3 separate regions of the Mus musculus genome follow, and regions 1 and 2 are each linked to region 3. The links are chromatin contacts, found by Hi-C or POLR2A ChIA-PET in ENCODE. All regions are on one chromosome and are shown on one strand. The core of a region is the stretch at or near the end of the contact, and the rest is flanking DNA. Distances in the headings are between cores, read along the strand shown.

Region 1 (4,384 bases), core at 1,750-4,249, 60 kb after region 3:
TAACCCTCTGAAACTACAGACTCGATTTCAATGTTTTCCCTTCTCAGAGTTGCCGTGGCAACTTTAGAGTTAAGGACACAAGAAGAGGGTTGTGGACTCTGCCTCCATGACTAAGGAGAGCTGCTGAGTCTCCCTTTTAAGAGTTGTTCATAGCAATAGAAGGACTCTGAGACAGACGTTGGTACCAGGGAGCAGGGTATTGCTGTAATAGGCCAGGCTATGGTTCTTGTTTGCAGAATGTGGACTTTGGGACTTAGGATTAGGAAAGCAGCCAGACACTGTCAGTGGGGTTCAATGGGCCATCCTAGCAAGTACATGGAAGACAGCGGTGCTGAGGGCAATGTATAACATGACGGCCACACTCACGAGGTTTCAGAGGGAAAGAGTAGTATTAAGTGGCCGAGAGATAACTGCTCTGGTGATTATTGTGTCGAAACGTGGCTGCTTTTTGCCCTGTCCAAAAACATCTTCTGGAGTCTAAATTGAAAAGTTTTGGATTAATACAATTGGCAGAGAAGATGTCATGACAGCTTAATATTGACTTTGTCACGTGGTTATAGTGGCCAGCCTTATGCAGGAAAAGGCAAGAGGGGCAAGGGAAAATGTAACGTGTAAGATATACAAAATAAAAAGAATTGGAGGAGAAAAGGGGCACCCGGAAGTTTAATAGAGTTAAATTCAGTGCCTAGGGAGATAAAAAGTTTAAAGAAAAGCCTGATGTTAAATGGAATAAAGAGAGTGGTGAGCCCTGAGAAAGATGCTACCCAGCAAAGCTTTCAACTTGGGAAACAGTTGGGAAACAGTATGAAGGAAAAGCTTACACAATGGAGGAAATCCATCAAAAACAGCTACCAGCTACGTGTATTTGAACGAGAGGGGAAGGTTCCAGCCCCACCAAGCGGCAGAACTTGGCAGTTTGGGACACATGGTTCAGACTTTAGAGTTAAGGATACAAGAAAGGGGTTGTAGACTCTCCCTCTGTGACTAAGGAGAGCTGCTGAGGCCAGATGTGTGTCTGATGTGTGTCAGAAGTGTGTCAGCATGGAGGCCCAGAGCGGCCATTGCGAGAAGCTGTGAAAGCGAATCCTGGAACCCCCGTGATGTTGGAGATGCCAGAGTCATGGGATACTGGCTGAGGAAAGCTACTGACAGAGAGTGGAACCAGCCCAAGAGAAAGAAGCATGCTGTTCTCAACAAAGCTGAAAAGAGTTGGAGATCTAAAGAGCACTTTGGCATCAGCCGTGGAGATGCCGAGTTTGGAGTTTGCCCAGCTTGTTTTAAGGCTTGTTTTGGTCCAGTATCTTCTAAGTTCCCATTTCTCCCTTATGGCACAGCAGTGTATATTCCGTGACATTGTATGTTGGAAATATCTGATCTGTTTTTTTTTTTTATTTTGATTTTACAGTGAGCCTCAGAAGAGACTTTACACTTTAAACTTTTAAGCAGTCTTCAGACTGATAGACTACGGAAACTTTTGAACTTGGACTGAATGCATTTTGCATTATAATATGGCTACAGGGCCTATGAGGCCTGGGACGGAATGTGGTGGTTTGATTAAGAATGCCCCCCCCTCAAGTTAACATATATAAATGCTTAGGGAGTGGCACTATTTGAAAGGATTAGAAGGTGTGGCCTTGTTGGAGGCTGTGTCACTGGAGGTGGGCTTTGAGGTTTTCAAAAGTCCAAGCAAGGCCGAGTAGCTTTCTCTTCCTGCTTCCTGTAGATCTAGATGTAGAACTCTCTGCTTCTTCTTCAGCACCATGACTGCCTGCAGGCCGCCATGCTCCCTGCCATGATGATGATGGACTGAACCTCTGAAACTGTAAGCCAGCCACCCTTAAACACTTTCTTTTATGAGTTGCCATGGTCTTGGCGTCTTTTCACAGCAAGAGAACACAGACAAAAATAAGCCCTAATTCCTAATGCCCTGCTGCTCCTCCTCAGGCTGTGGGAACAAAAGTCCCAGATAGCTCAGGCCAGGCGTCTCCTGCTTGTCATTAAAGCCAGCCATTGTTGCTGAAATCCAAGCGCAGTGCCTCCTCCTCTGTGGGGCTCAGCTCCTGCAACGGGGCGCGGCAGGGACCTCCATAGTAGCCAAACCAGTCCATGGTTTTCTTCAGCCCTGGTATTCCAAAGCGCCGGGTCACCTGAGAGGAAGCACTTGTTAGAAAAGACTGCCAAGCCCCCACCTTCACTTCTGACATACACCTACCTTGGCATCTGTTGCTTCCTAAATCTCCCACCCTCCTGTAAGAAACCATAACCAGTGGCATCCAGGGTGCATTGAGGATCCAGATTGGACCCCAGAAGCTGGTCAGGTATGGAGAGACTCAGACTGAAGAAAGACATTCCCTGTCGGGTTTTAGAAGAAAATCTTCTTCAACAAGAAGAAGGCTGGGGACCAGAGAGCATGACCTGTGCCAGGTCCCTGCAGCACAGCAGATCTGGTTAGCAAAGAAGGGGACAGCTCTGAGACAGCCTTGGGCACACCCCAGACCCTTAGTCCCCAGCATCAAGGTTCCCCCTAACACCCACAGCTTCTCCCTGGCCCTATTTAAATGTTCTCACAGAAAGCAATATTATTATTGGACAAAGGAGGTTTGTTTCATATTTGTATGATTTATTGCCTAAGCAACTTCTCTCCCCTAGAAACACGAAGGAGCTGAACAACATGGTCACTAAGGGCTTGCGTATCACAGTGGGGCACCGGCAGCTACTGTCACGGAAAAAAAACCATACAGGGGATTTTACAGATTAAATGCAGCATCCAGCTTCTTTCCTTCTGTTATAGCAACTGATCAGAAATAGTGGAATGACTCTTTGATGACCTAAAAATCAAGAAAGAACTCATTGCTTAATAAAGTTCTGTTTGGGGCGGGGAAAGGAAGCTTTAAGAGGTTACGGATTTCATAAAGAGTAAAAACACTGAGCCGGTCAGTGGAGAAAGGTTAGGAGGGATGCCGGATAACTGGCTTGCAGCTATCCACCACTAGAGGCCAGCCATCTTCAGCAAATATGTCTTCCCACCCATGATGTCTTAATTGCCTGCCTTTTAAAATCCGGAAGCTTCGTAAGTGGCAAAAATCTCCCAAAGAAGATAGAACCATGCAAGACCTGGAGAAACCTTGATTCTACCACGGATTTCCAAAGGTACGCCATGTGCTTCCTTCTCAGCCCTGGAGAAAGGTTTGGGTGGCAAAGTCCTAAATATAGCTGGGGCAGGAGGCTGGCTGGGTGGGAAGGCAGGACATCCCCTTGGACAAGGACAGGTCAATAAAGTGACATCAGGCTGCTGTTGGAGTATCTGAGCCTACAGTTCAGGCAGCAGCAGCAGCAAGGGGTTCCAGGCATTCCTGAGTGTGTGCCCAGGGCTGGCATATGAGAGCATAGCCTGAAGGGTGGGACAGGATAGGGTGAGATGACCTCAGAGAGCTTTAATGGCAACCGGGCTTTCCATCTTCCTGGAGGGGCAGCCAACTTCGCTTCCTCTGTAAAGTGAGATGGTATCTACGCTCACCCATAGAGAGGACTCCAACATCAGATGAGAAAAACGCCACAGACAACATCGCAGTGGTCCCAAGATCCCTGGAGGCACCACCTCCTCCTGTCCTGGCAGGATGCAGATGTGGGGCCCTTCTCTCATGTGGGTAGGTGGGGCGGGAGAATCATGTGTTCTCCCCAGGGGAATGACCAGAGTGTCCAGGGCAGCCTGTGCCTAGCTTAGCTAGAAGGCTTTGTCTCTACAAGTTCTCAGAACCTGTTGACACAGTCACTTCCGGGAGAGGCGCCACATCCAGGAAGAGGCGCCACATGCAGGAAGAGGCTTGCTCTTCTTCTCAGCTGTCTCTCCTCTAAAACAGAGGAGAGGACCCAAGCTAGGGAGAAGACATAGAGTTCATCTACATCTTGCTACAAAGAGTCGGCTACCGTGTACTGTACAGATAGCTTGAATACGTGCCTTTGATGCAAAATTAAAAAAAGCAAAAATAAATCCAGGTAAGGCGGGCCCAGTGGCACAGGCCTCCCATACCAGCAAGTCAGACGGCTGAGGCAGGAGGCTCACAACTGCTTGGCCTGCCTGGGTTATAGAGACAGTTCAAGGGCAGCCTGGGCAATGTTTTGTTTGTTGGCTTGATTTTGTTTCTAAAAACGAATTTATGGAAAAGAAAAGATGTTTTAATGAGTTTGTTGCCATTAAAACCAGGAAAGTAAAATGATAATAATTTTTTTTTTTGTTTTTGTTTTTGTTTTTTTTTTTTTTTTGGTTTTTTGAGACAGTGTTTCTCTGTGTAGCCCTGGCTGTCCTGGAACTCACTTTGTAGACCAGGCTGACCTTGAACTCAGAAATTTGCCTGCCTCTGCCTCCCAAGTGCTGGGATTAAAG
Region 2 (4,319 bases), core at 966-3,465, 39 kb after region 3:
AAAGACCCGGGGTTCCATTCTCAACACCCACATGACAGCTCACAGTCATCTGAAACTCCAATTCCAGGGACCCAACCATCCTCTGGGAAAAGACACATAAATAAAGACAAAATATCAAGACACATAAAATGTTTTAAAATAGCCGGGCGTGGTGGTGCACGCCTTTGATCCCGGCACTCGGGAGGCAGAGGCAGGCGGATTTCTGAGTTCGAGGCCAGCCTGGTCTACAAAGTGAATTCCAGGACAGCCAGGGCTATACAGAGAAACCCTGTCTCAAAAAACAAAACAAAACAGAACAAAAAAAAAAGTTTTAAAATGAAAAAATAAGATAAACAAAGAGTCCACACGGTACCCTGGAGGTTCAGGCAGGAGGAATGTGAGTTGAAGCCAACCTGGGCTACAGTGAAATGAGACAGGGTGCCTCTAGGTAGCTCCGACTGCCCTAGATCTCGTTCTGTAGATTAGGCTGGCCTCCAATTAACAAAGAACCCCCAGCTTCTGATTGCTGGGATTAAAGGCTTGGTCCACACCTGCTAATTTTTAAGGTTGCGCTTTTGGTTTTGTTTTTAAATTCACACACACACAAATGCAAGAGACCAGCTGCCCAGTGGTGGCACATGCCTTTAATCTCAGCACTGGGAAGGTACAGGCAGGCTGATCAAGGCCAGCCAGGTCTACAGAGTGAATTCCAGAGACAACTAGGGCTACAGAGAGAAACGGTGTGTGTGTGGGGGGGGGGGGGGCGATATATGGAGAGGGAAGGGAGGGAATTTTGATACAACTTTAACACCCATAATTTTAATACATATAAAAATAGTAAATTTTTAAAATGAACCATTTGGCACATCTGACAACATCAACAAGAAAGAGCTGACATATCTTGACCTACTAATCCTCTAATAGCTCTGGTCTGATCTGTGTCCAAAGTTTTAAATTCTTATGAAGTCTCAAATGGATAAAGGTCACTTCTTCGCTGCCTCAGTCACCTCATGCCCCACATTATCCTGCTTCCACACCCCCCCAGTACAAAAGCAGGCGACAGAATTAAGGTCAGCAAAACTGCCCTAGCTAAGTAAACTGCTAATATAGAACTGAAGGAAAAATTAAAGGGCAGGAGACAGTTTCGTGTTTTTAAAGCTCCACACTCTGACACTGAGGAACCATAAGCAACGATATGAACCTTTTCCCAGAAGTGAGCAATAATCAGGACAGATGACACTGACGAATCCACCCACGCTGTCACCAATGACTGCTAATAAGAAACCTGGGATCCCTACAAAGACAGCCCCACAACACAAGAGGGAATTAAATCCTCTGAGTCCGTGATGGGTCGACACACAGCTTTGGGCCAAACTAAAATAAATAAATAAAAGGTGAAAGAGAATAGGTCTAAAACCCTGAATCTGGAGGCAATGACTAGCTACTTGTCCCAGTAGTTTGAAGCTAAGGGACCGACTGGAAAGCAGCTTGGGTCAGGACTTTTCTGCCCCGTATCTGGTCAATTTCCTCTTTTCTCTTTTCGCTCACGCCTTCCCCTGCAAAAAGGTTCTGATTGATTTCTTCATCCCGCGAGGTTTCTCCACTTCCAGTCCCCAGAAGCATCCCCAATCTCGCCGGGGGCTGGCGCTGAAGTTTCTTTTCTGCACCCTTTCGATTCCCCCTTTCCCCGGTCCCAGGGCGCCGCCCCCGCTGCGCCCGCACCCCCGCGCTCACCCCCTGAGAGTCCTTGACGAAGTAGCTTCCACTGGAGCCCTGGTAGATGCGCTCGGGATAGATGCTGCACTCGATGGCAACCTCGGCCTGCCGCACCACCACCTCGAACTCGGGGTCCTCCGGGAAGTCGTTCCGCTCGCGGTGGGTCTGAACGGCGTGCGCCGCCACGGCCGCTTGGGCGGCCAGGGCCTGGGCCTGCACCGCCACCGTGTGGGTCTGGCCCTGCGCCGCCGCGCCCCGGGCCCGGTCCAGCAGGGGCTGCCGCTCCCGGTCGTGGCCGGGCGAGCACGGCGGTGACGGGCCGGAGCCGGCCGCCGCCGCCACGCGGACCGCGCCCCCCGGTACTTGCGGAAAGTGAGCTCCGGAGCCCGACGGGAAGGTGTACTCCGGGGGTTGGGCCCGCTCGGGGGACACTAGCGGGCTCGTCTCGTCCATCCCTCAGGCCGCCGGCTCGGGGACCCGGCGCGCTCCACACCAGCGAGCTCGCGGCCGTGACCAATCCGCGGCACTCCCCCACCTCCCGCTTGGCCAACCAGGGAGCCGCGCCTCCGTAGCTCCGCCCCTAGCCTGTCCTGTTTACTTGGCGACGCGTAGGCACGGCCCCTCGCGCTTGTGTAGTGGCCAATCAGAACCTGCGCCTACGCAATCGCGGCCTCCTTAGCTTTCGCGTCACCTTCTGTGGAGACCGCGCATGCTCGAGACAAACCCGGGTTAGGTACGCCCTCTGCCCTTAGCCCGCCCCAGCTTCCAATTGGCAGACAGATCTTCGGAAGCTTTTCCGATAGCTGCTTCCTTGCTAACTTATTGACTGGCTACGCTGAGCTGACTGTGAAACTGCAAAATGTCATTTTTGTGTCACTAAGCACCAGCTATGGACAAAGAATTGAAACGACAACAATGACATAGGTCACTTGTGCTATCGCAATAAGTTAAAAAAAAAAAATCCTAGTACCTCAGCCGGGCGGATGCCTTTAAACCTTTAAACCTTGCACTTGGAAGTCAGAGGCAGGTAGATCTGTTTCTTTGAGTTTGCGGCCATAGTGAGTTCCAGGACGGCCAAGATTACACAGAGAAACCCTGTCTCGAAAAACCAAAAGTAAATAATAAATGTCAGTCTTCATGCAGTTTACATAGTATGCTTTGCTCATATACTATGTAAATCTGATCATTGAGGAAAGCTTTGGTCCCTTGAGAATAAATTAGTCCGTGACTTTATTCACCTGAATGTCTAGACACAGTTGGTCCTCGTTTTCATTAATAAAAGGAAGAAGCTTTGTCCTCACTCTGTATAAGCACCACCGGAGACAGATATAAAGCTAACAATATTAGCTGAAAGTTCGCAATAGTTCATAGACTTGAGAACGTGAGAAAAGGCCGTATACAGGGTCTGTACCAAGAGCCAGCTGCTAAAGGAAGTAGCTGAATTGCAAGGGGAGAAGGGAAGAAAAGGCATACCATGCACAGGGAGCATTGCCAAAGTGAAGGAGGAAGAAGGCTAAAGCCTATTTAGGACACCCTGCTTGGCTGAGGAAAAGCAGAGCTAAACACTAAAGGCCTAGTGAGCCAGCAGAGGGCACGTGACATCCGGAAGCTTCAGAGGGCAGAGCTTGCAGGAGTGCAATGTAGAGCGCATCCACTCTAAACCTAGAGACAGAACAGAGGCTGCAGGCATGGAGGAACAGCTAAGGCACTTGCTGCTCTTACACCGGAACCGGAACCGGAACCGGAACCGGAACCAGTTCCCAGCACTCATATCAGGTGGGCCACAAAAACCTCTAAGCCTTGCTCTAGGGAATCTGACACCCTCCTTTAAGCCTTTTCAGGTACCTTCACACGGACAGGCACAGAAGAGAGAGTGACAGAGAGAGAGAGAGAGAGAGAGAGAGAAGAGAGAGAGAGAGAGAGAGAGAGAGAGAGAGAGAAACAGACAGATTCAGAAGAATAGAGAAAATGATAATAATAATAATAATAATAATAATAATAATAATAATAATAATAATAATAAGGAGGGACTGGAGCGATGACTCAGTAGGTAAGAGCATAGCACCCACATGACAGTTGTCTATGTAACTCAAGCTCCAGTGAATTTGACACCCTCGCACAGGCACAGAGTGCAGGCAAAACACCAATGCATATAAAATAAATAATAAAATAAATAATTTCAATACAATTATAGTGTAAAATGTAATACATAAAAACATGGGCTTGGAAATCAGAGATGTTTGAAGTTAAGCTCTGTTCTATAAATTATTAGCTTTTTTTAAGAAGTTGATTTTTAAATTTTCTAAAGTTCCCCATCTATAAAATGACAGTAATCACCCTTACCTATAATCAGGACACAAAAAGCCTTCCACAGACATCCCCTTTCATAACTGCTGAGATTATGATTAATGGGATTTTTGTTTTTCATCTCAGAACCACCAGCAAGCAGAAGTTTTCACAGAAGATGACCAATCACATAATCACCTTAATGTTTTCCGTTTATTTCATTTTTGAATGATCGCATGTACACGTGTGTCTCGTGTGTGTGCATGTGTGGTAGTCAGAGGACAGTAACTGGTTCTCACTTCTATGTGAGTCCCAGGGATTAAACTCAGGTTGTCAAG
Region 3 (3,826 bases), core at 60-2,559:
AGAAAGGCAGCCGGACAGATAGACAGACAAGAAGTGGCACACAGTAGCTCAGGGACGGAGCATTTTCTCAGCATGCTCACAGCAGTGAAGAACTAAAAAAGAGCCTCACAGATCCCCTGCAGTCATTTGTCCTTTCCAACCCGGCTTCCTTGGAACTGGTGAGACCTTCTGAAAATGCAAATTTAGTGCCACGCCACGGTTGTTGTTGTTGGTGGTGGGGAATAAATTAACCCTTGTAAAGGGCTGACCACATTATAGTCACTCTGTAAAGACTTGTAAAGACCGCAGAATGCCTATTCATAAGTACAAATCACTCTATTTCCTTGCTTATAGAGCCTCAGAGGGGCAAATGCAAACGTCACTGCCTACCTACATCCTCCCACCATGGCTACCTTGCTATTTATAGCGGATCTCCAGGCCTTATTTTATCCCTCTGGAGAAAAGCCGTCCTGGCTCCAGCGTGCTTTCTTCCCTCTCTTCCTTTATTCTGCCCAGGCCCATTCTTCCTCGTTCTAAAAACGTTAGCTCCTTTCTTTACTGGTTATGCTCCTTCTTGTGGCTTCCAGGACCTCTCAAAGATGCTTCCTTCCTCTTTACCTTCTTTCAACTTCATGTGATCATGATTGTAGTCACATACCAAGTGGTGGTTCAGTGTTAGCCTCTGTCGCTAGGCTGTTAACTACCTCAAGGTAAGGGTTGCAGTTCTCTTACAGCCCGTCAAGGAAACTGAACTGGAAAGGGTCTCAGTGAAAGATGTCCAAAGAGCTGTTAAGTTCTCCTTAGGTAACCAAACTGGCACAGTCGCTACAAGATTTGTAAATCATTCTGAATGCAGGCCCAGGAGGCCCGGGAGGTGAAGGGAGTTTTAGGAACTGTAGGTTATGAGGATCTTAACAGTGAAACCCTACGCCACGTGCGTTGGACTCGACCCAGAGAAAAGGGGCACTTGTCACGTGTACCCTGCAGGGCCCGCGGTCTCCAGCCGCACCCCGTGTCAGGAATGCGACCCCGCCCCGCCTGCGTGCCCGCAAAGCAGAGCCCGCCCCTGGGACTGACGTCAATCAAGGGGGCGCCTCCAGGCGTGGGGAGGGCAGGTGAGCTGGGAGGATGGGGAGGACCCGGAGGACACGCCCCTCGCCGATACTCCCTAGATGATTGGACTCAAGGAATCTCCGCACTGGGTTTGGAGGCGGGCACGGGAAAAGGGAGGGATAAGGCACGCCCCTCCCCCCTGCAGCAGCTGATTGGTCCGCGAAGGCTCCGCGTTCGATTTGGCGAAGTTGGCTCGGCTTCTCGCTCTAAGGCTGTGACCGAGGATTGGCTGTTGAAGGGGCTCGGAGCACTTTCTCTGAGGAACTGTGGCCGTGATCCAGGTGGCCCGGCCAGGCTCCCGGCTGCGTTCCGCCTGCCTCGGGCAGCTAAGGCAACCAGGTAGGTAGGCCACGGTCCGGCTCAGCTGTGCGTGGGAGCGCGCGGGCCGACGGTCGCAGCTGGGAATCCGCTGGGTCTCACATCCTAGATCCACTTAGGGGCTTCTCTCTGTCAGTCGCCACCTTTGAGCCCTGGGGCTCACTGTGGTGGGGATGTCGTCCTGTAACTTCGGCCAAGATATCCTCTCTCAATCTCTTAGCCAGCCAGTCACCTCCGCTTGGCCTTTGTGATCACTTTCAGGGCAGGAGCCCAGAGCTGCGCTCGCCCTTTTCCCAAAGCCCGAGAGAGGTTACAGTAGGCGTCTTGGCCGCCGGATCCCGATTGGGGTCTCCTGGAACTGGCAATAGGTTGACCCGACACCGATCTAACTTCCCAGAGGGCTCTACTCTAGCTCCGCTTGCTCTAAGTCCAGCGAAGAGGCTGGCGTGGGAATCCTGTCTGCGAATCAGTGGCGACCTCCAAAACCCCCAGACGAAGATGGCACGGTCTTAGAGGTTTCAGAACCTTCTGCCCCCACGTTTCTTTTGACCACCTTCTCAGCCACCTGGAAAGAATGAAAGTAACACTGGTAAGGCGCCCAGGTCTGACCACCTGGTTAATAGCCTAAGATCACCTACCAGCCTTGTGGAGTTGAGCAAGTCACCACTTCAAGAGGTCAGCTTTTTCATCTGGAAAATGTGTTTAACAATAGTGCCCGCTAACAGGGGATTAGGATGCCACCTGACAGGAGGACCAAAAGGTCCTCAAAAGTGCTCTTCTTGCTTGACGCAGCAAGCTTCCTTCTATGTAGCCATGGTTTTAAAAGTGCACAGATGAGCCTGTCTTTGAAGCCCTCTGAGTAGTTTGTACGTCAGTGCTAAATTAACCACGGCCATGGTTCTATATAGTCTTGTTAATAGCTTTCTCTTCGCATCATTTTTCATTCAACCAATGTACAATGTTGAGTGTCCACAGTAGGCCAGGTACTAGGATGGTCATTCATATTTCATCTCTGTACCCAGTGAGGATTTTCCCTCTCACTATTTTGATTGATGAACAAAGCAAAGGAAAAGTGACTTGTCCAAGGTCACTCAGTGGTCAGCGTCACTGCCACCTTAGGGGTTTTGAATTCTTTCAAAAGGATCTTTTCCTTGCTCTGTTAGTTCATTTTTCAAGTCATGCCTGAAAATGGGTCTGGAGTAGGGGCCCAGTTTCTTTCTTCACTTCCAAGGCAGAGAAGCGTCGAGTTAAGAGCTCTATAGTATGTCCTTCCTTTAATGCCCAATTCAAAAGATGTTGAACTTTGCCATCCTCAGTATTTACTCTGGGGGTTCATTCTGACGCTCTAGGGTCCATTTGTAGTGTTTTGCGACAAGTCCTTACTTGCTTGGTCTGTGCACGGATCCGAGCTTATCTTCTATGTCGGCTCTAGAAGGAAAGCTCTGTCTGTAATCTTAACGGCCCCATGCTTTTGCTTTTCAGTTTTAAAATGTACCATTGTTCAAGTATACACTGAGCTTCTTGGCGTAAGGTCTTGTCCAGGCGATTAGGAAGAAATTAATGATTGAACCTACTGAATGAGACAGGAAGTGTCTCCTGACAAAGTGTTCCCACCCCCACTTCAGTTTTCCCAATGTTTACCATCTTGCCCTACCTGGAATCCTACCTTCACTCCGTTGTCTTACTCCCAGGGTGAGGCTCCCACTAGCAAAGGGCTTCAAAATCTCCGGGGGCCAAGGCTTCCCAGGGTTGAGAGGGTGTGTGGTTGAGTGCTAGACACTAGACTGCCCGGTATTTCTTGCTTGGGTGTACTTAGCTCACTGGGGGCTGGCCAGTCAAAGCCCTACAGTCCCTTAGAGGTTGTTGGAACAAAGTGGGCAGCCATTTCCTCCTTCCAAACAGCTGCTGGTTGATCCTTGGTCTGCCAGCCTCTACAGAGAACACGAGATTGCTGATTGTGAAAAAAGGGCATCACCCTTTCTTCTACCACCCCAGGCCAGCCTAAGAGGCTACCTAGGGCTTGACCACTTAGCCGTGTTGTGCTCCTGCCAGATACTGACCCCTCCACCCACTGTAGCAAATCAGTATCTGGTCTTAGGGAGGCTTGGGGTAGGGAGGAGAAGGCTAACTACTAGTTGAGGCGTTTTCTGGAAGCTAATTAGTGAGACCTGTCCACGCATGCAGCTCCCAGCCCACAAGGAGCGGGCAAGCAGTGCTATCCTTCAACATAGGTCTGTCCTTGTCACACATTGATGACTCAACACCAGTGCAAGCCCTCGGAGACCATGGAGACCATCAGCATCTCCTCTAGAGCAGCAGACAGAATCAGAGCCCAGAATACCAGAATCAGAGCCCAGAGCCCAGAGATGATGGGTATTCCTGAAGCCTGTCAGCTACTGAGTGGCAGGGCTAGAAT

What was found. A loop is a pair of places that touch in the nucleus more often than their neighbours do. ChIA-PET counts read pairs that join two places held with the same protein, here RNA polymerase II (POLR2A).
Region 1: POLR2A ChIA-PET joins it to region 3 with 12 read pairs in embryonic stem cell. The contact joins the enhancer-like site here to the promoter of Avpi1 in region 3. POLR2A ChIA-PET finds 5 or more read pairs at or near these places in 4 of 5 experiments (Patski and embryonic stem cell).
Region 2: a loop to region 3 is called in a map of heart, with 4 times the contacts of the local background. The contact joins the promoter of Pi4k2a here to the promoter of Avpi1 in region 3. A Hi-C loop is called at or near these places in 8 of 37 maps with a recorded cell type or tissue (adrenal gland, gastrocnemius, heart and 1 more). POLR2A ChIA-PET finds 5 or more read pairs at or near these places in 4 of 5 experiments (Patski and embryonic stem cell).

The regions. Positions count from the first base shown.
Region 1 is chr19:42,067,951-42,072,334 of GRCm38, reverse strand. It overlaps Hoga1 (4-hydroxy-2-oxoglutarate aldolase 1), which reads right to left. Exons shown (of 7, transcript NM_026152.2): 7 at 1,392-2,147. The coding sequence ends at 1,998. Among named protein-coding and RNA genes, the nearest start is that of Morn4, 16 kb to the left of the region's middle. Within about 2 kb of position 2,999, at least 1 of the 3 ENCODE cell types and tissues checked has a DNase peak (open chromatin) inside an H3K27ac peak, as active enhancers do.
Region 2 is chr19:42,088,331-42,092,649 of GRCm38, reverse strand. Pi4k2a (phosphatidylinositol 4-kinase type 2 alpha) reads right to left here and starts at 2,215. Exons shown (of 9, transcript NM_145501.2): 1 at 1,714-2,215. The coding sequence starts at 2,148.
Region 3 is chr19:42,126,476-42,130,301 of GRCm38, reverse strand. It overlaps Avpi1 (arginine vasopressin-induced 1), which reads left to right and starts at 1,309. Exons shown (of 3, transcript NM_027106.4): 1 at 1,309-1,431.